Regions from separate parts of the Homo sapiens genome. Here region 2 is linked to region 1. A link is a loop called in an ENCODE intact Hi-C map of the cell type or tissue named here. Cell type or tissue: heart left ventricle. All regions are shown on one strand. Region 1 overlaps DNAH1 (dynein axonemal heavy chain 1). Region 2 has its middle 5.9 kb from the start of MIR135A1.

What was found. A loop is a pair of places that touch in the nucleus more often than their neighbours do. Peaks named below come from ENCODE experiments on the same cell type or tissue, not always from the same donor. Only the 100,000 strongest peaks of a DNase experiment are listed, where the experiment ranks them.
Region 2: a loop joins it to region 1, with 2.0 times the contacts of the local background. A loop is called at or near these places in 11 of 110 quality-filtered maps.

What each region holds. Positions count from the first base shown.
Region 1 is chr3:52,383,910-52,386,409 of GRCh38, forward strand. DNAH1 (dynein axonemal heavy chain 1) reads left to right here. Exons shown (of 78, transcript NM_015512.5): 52 at 1-122; 53 at 877-1,068; 54 at 1,428-1,538; 55 at 2,251-2,436. Among named protein-coding and RNA genes, the nearest start is that of BAP1, 25 kb to the right of the region's middle. In heart left ventricle, a CTCF peak has its summit at 1,493 (motif pointing left); no DNase peak of the experiment used is centred here.
Region 2 is chr3:52,298,911-52,301,410 of GRCh38, forward strand. No RefSeq gene overlaps it. Among named protein-coding and RNA genes, the nearest start is that of MIR135A1, 5.9 kb to the left of the region's middle. RefSeq lists enhancers at 41-911, 912-1,781. In heart left ventricle, a CTCF peak has its summit at 1,185; a DNase peak (open chromatin) is centred at 1,241; H3K27ac peaks cover 870 bases.

The sequences.
Region 1 (2,500 bases):
TCAACTGCTGTACCATCGACTGGTTTAACGAGTGGCCGGCAGAAGCCCTGAAGTCTGTGGCCACCGTGTTCCTCAATGAGATCCCAGAACTGGAATCCTCCCAGGAAGAAATCCAAGGACTGGTGGGTGTCTTGCTGAAGCTCAGGCCCTTGGGGAGACCTGTTTAGCTTGGGGCATGGGCTCAGGGTCACCAAGGTCTGGGTGAGATTCCCAGGCCCACCACCGAGGGTAAGCTTTTGGTCAGGCTGTGTTTCCTGTCTAAGCCTCCATTTCCTCATCTGTAAATGCGCAGAGCCACAGGTCATCACAGTGACTAGGGTGCTGCGCACACAGCTGCACGGGTACTGCTTCCCTTATTCCCTGAGGGCCCCATGGTGCTTTCTTCCAAGAACCCCCTGATAGAACTCCAGAGATCACAGATGGGGGTGTAGATTTGCCTGGTCCAGCCTGAGACGGTGACAGTCCCAACATTTCCCTACCAGCTGTGCTGAGGCCTTGGGCCCTGTCTCCCCCTAGATCCAGCCTCTGAGGGGGAACCACCTCAGGGCTCTCAGAGAGAGGCAGGTCATGGGGGCTGTGAAAAGACCACTGGGCCAAGAGCTGGGAGACAGCTAGGTCCAAGTTCAAAGCCAGCCCAGCCCTTGACAGCTATGTGAACTTGAACTAACCCCTGGACTTCCCTGGGCCTGGGGTTTTTCATCTGCACAAAAGGTGACCTCGACCTGGAGGTCGTGAGGCTCATAGAGTGAATGTGAGAGGCATGGAGGTTCCTGCTGTGGCCCCCTCCTCGGCCCAGGTTGCAGTGGCTGTGGGCACCCAGTCCCTGTCTTTCCTGGGGCCTCTACCAGGCCGGCATCCATGGTCTTCCTCCCCCAGATCCAGGTCTGTGTGTACATCCACCAGTCGGTGTCCAAGAAGTGCATCGAGTACCTGGCAGAGCTGACCCGCCACAACTATGTGACCCCCAAGAGCTACTTGGAGCTGCTTCATATTTTCTCCATCCTCATCGGGCAGAAGAAACTGGAGCTGAAAACTGCCAAGAACCGCATGAAGAGCGGCCTCGACAAGGTGGGCCCAGGCGAGTCCCCGTGGACAAGGTCAGCTGCCTGCAGGCTGCCTGCTCACTCAGCCCTGACTCCAGGGTGACACCATGCTCCGCCTTTCAAACTGCAGCCCACGACGTTGAAGTGGGTGGCTTCCCCCCTCATCAAAAGAACAAAAGTTGCCAGTCAAGGGCCAGGCCAAAGCGTGGCACCCCACAGATATTTGGGGGACTGATGCCCTTCCTCTGGGGTCGGCTGGGCAATGTGGGGGCCACCGAAGCTGCCGGCCACAGCTTCTCTCTCATGAATGAGGGCGGCCCAGCAGGCCCTGTGCTCTCTCTGTCCCTGCCACACCTGTTTTCCTGTCTCTGCCCTGACCCCTAGCTGCTGCGCACTTCTGAGGATGTAGCCAAGATGCAGGAGGACCTGGAGAGTATGCACCCCCTGCTGGAGGAGGCTGCCAAGGACACCATGCTCACCATGGAGCAGATCAAGGTTGGGGTGCTCCCGAGCCCCTCCCCAATGCCTGACTCTGAGGAAGCTCGGCACCCCCACACAGGCGCAGGCTCGCTAGCTGCCTGGCCACTGCAAGTCATCTGGCCTCCGTGTGCCCCAGCTTCCTCAATCAGTAGCCATCCATTTTGTCATGGAATGTTTGCCCAGTAGCTCTTCTATGCCAGGCACTGCACTGGGCAGGGGGTCGGTGAGGAGCAAGGCAGAGGAATCTGAACGATTCCAATAACCACAACCCGGAGTCTGCCCAGCACAGGGCCCCATGTTGGAGGGCCCGATCCTCATGGCAGACCTTGCAGTTTGTGTATTCCTTATGACAGCTTTCTGGAAGGAATAGTCAAGTGTCCTGCTCGGCAAAGTCAGTGCATTGCAAAACTTCCCAGTAGATAGAAAGAAGCTAGAAGAAAGGCAGGAGGAGGGTCTTTCTCTGTCTTGCATGAAGGTGCCTGCAGGCTTAGGGGGCCCTGCCTGTGGGGCACTTACATCCAAACTTGTAAGGCCCCAAGCCACACGCCAGGCCCATGGTGAGCACTCAGGAGGTGGAAGGGGCTCCTGGTATTCCCAGACCTCTCTGGCCTGTCACAGCTGGAGGGCCCTTGGAGAACAGGGCACCCCAACTCTCCTTCCATCTGGGGAGACTAAGATGCAGAGAAGAGAAAAGGGGGGAGGACATCCCTATGTCTCCCATCCCCAGGTGGATACGGCCATCGCCGAGGAGACCCGGAATTCAGTGCAGACAGAGGAGATCAAAGCCAATGAGAAGGCCAAGAAGGCACAAGCTATTGCTGACGATGCCCAGAAGGACCTGGACGAGGCGTTGCCAGCCCTGGATGCGGCTCTGGCCAGCCTGCGCAACCTCAACAAGAACGATGTGACCGAGGTGGGCAGCAGGGCATCTCCTGGCATTCCCTCTCATATGCCTCTGTCCTCAAGCCTTCCCTCTG
Region 2 (2,500 bases), 85 kb before region 1:
GAGCTGGTTCTCAGCTGAAACAAAGAGGTGGGGGAGAAAGGGGGGGCAGCGGGAGAGGGAGAGGGTGAGTGAGCGGGCGAAGGAGTGGAGGCTGGAGGGGGAAGAGAAGGGAGAGGATGAGAGAGAAGAGGAGAGGGGAGGGGAGAACAACGAGCCTGCCGCCCACCGAGAGATAAAGCCTGACACCCAGGGACTAAAGGGCCAGTAGAGGAGGGGAGAGGAAATGGGGAGGGGGCAGGGGAGGTGAGGGGCCAGACTGAGAGTGGGGAGACTGTTAGAGGGGCGGGAGAGCAGGGACAGGGTGAGGAGGTAGAGGGCAAGTGAGGGGCGTGGGCAGGAGAGGAGCAGGGTGAAAGGCAGGTTGCAGGGGGCTGGTGGCTGATGGCTGAGCTGGGCAGAGGGGCCCCACCCCGTCCCATGCCAGGCTCTGGACTCAGGGGAGACCAGTAGGACTTGAATGGCAGAAGGCCATGCATGAAGGGGACTGGCAGGGAGGGGAACCTGCCAGCCGTTGGGTAAGGGGCTGGGCTGGTGGGCTGGCTGGGAGGACTGCGGCCAGTGGCAAGGCAACAAAGACGTGAAAAGAAACAACGGCATCTGAATGGAGGAATCGGCTTCTGCTGACCCCTGGGTGCCCCAGCCCTGAGCATCCCAGCCAGAGCTTCCTGGAGTGGGGGTGGGGGGCAGATACACTCTGGGGCGGTCCAGGCTCTGAAGTGGCGGCCTGAGGTGGAGAGGAGAGGACATGGGCTGTGAGGCCAGGCAGGGGTCCCAGTCATTCTTTGAGGGCTCAGAACAACCGGGACACACACCATGATTGACCACACATGAGGATGCTGGTGTCACTGTCTTTTCGGGAAGGGGATGGTTGATGGGGCCTATCCTGTGACTGAGAACTGGGTAGGGGAAGCCCCCTCTTAGGGAGAGTGTGTGCCCTGCCTCCATCCCAGGGAGGAGGGCAGGGTAGGGAGCACAGGGAGGGAGGAGAGAAGTGGGGATCAAAGAGGTAGGGAAGCAGGGGAGAGAGAGCGGGTGGGGGGAAGGAGGCTGCAAGGGGTGGGCACGGAGCTGCAAGACCGCCGAACCAGAGGCTCCCACTCCACACCCCACAATTCTCAGGCTGCCTAATGCCGAGCTAATGAAGGATGAAATAATGAGCCACTTCCCTGCTGCTGCCCTCCTGCTGCCAAGTGCTGCTGTGACAGGCAAGGGCACTGCCTGGGGAAGTCAGCTCGGTGAGTCTGTGTGAGCGTTCGTTCACTGGGAGGGAGGACAGGATGGCCTTGAGCAGGGCCGTCCCAACCCTCTCACCCCACCAGGCACAGCCCCCGGGCCAGTTCAGCCTCCTCTTACACTCAAAGGCACAGAAGTTCCAGCCACCCTCCCACACCTTGTGACCAAGGGAAGTTCCCTTTCTTATCTCAGACTCCCAGAGCACGTTATTTGGAGAGTAGGAGAAGGGGAGGGAGCGAGGGCTTGCCTAAAGCTGTGACAGGGAGACTCCCAGAGAGTCAGCCCCTGAGTGCCACCCTCCATACAAGGGTCAGAGGTGTGTGCCCCTTAGACCCTGCCTCCCCAAGCCGTTATCACCACCTCAGGGAATCCCTCCTGGCCCCACCCAGCAGGGGTACAGTGACTTGGCTGCCACTTGTCCAGCTGTCTCTTCTTATAGCCTAGAGCTCGGAGAAGGGAAAGGACCTTCCTTCCTTCTTTCTTTCCTTATTCTTCTTTATTTTTTATTTATAAATGATTTCAAACTTACAGAAAAGTTGCCAGAATAGTGATAGTACAAAAGACACACGTGCTCTTTTGGGGATATGTTCAACTACTGTGAATATTGTGCTCCGTTTGCTCTGTGTGTGTGTGTGTGTGTGTGTGTGTGTGTGTGTGTGTGTGTGTATAGACATACATATTTTCTTTCTTACTCATTTGAGTAAGTTGCAGACATTTGAAAGGATTGCTTCCTATCTGTCTCTGTCTCTGGAGCCAGCCCACGGGATCCCAGACCACATTATGTGGAATGAATGAAGGCCTGGGACAGGCAAGGAATGAGCAGATGTCACCTACTGGGAGCTTGAGATCTGGGGACTGACCAAGGCCACCTTAGGAATTGGGCCAGCCCAGGGCTTGAGGTGGGGTAGGGGGCTGTGCTGGGCCTGGGGTCCTGGGAAGCAAGTGAGCAAGCGGGGAGGGAGCCATTGCCCACCAAAGCGAGCATGTGGTGTTTCCCGGGTGTGGAGCTGCAGCATATGTTTGTGGAGATGGTGGCAGGCAGGCAGGCGGGGTGGAGCTGGGAGAGCGGGATGGCCGTGCTGTGGCACCTGGCACACTTGGGAGACTGTGTGCTGTTGGGCCCTAAGTGATATGAGAGGACCCAGCTGTTGGAGGCCCCAGCCCCACCACCTGCCTTTGGGACTCTCCCTACAGCTCCGTGAGGACAGGGCAGGGATGGAGTCCACCTGACCAGCTGGTCTGTGCTGATCTGCTCGGAAGGGGCATG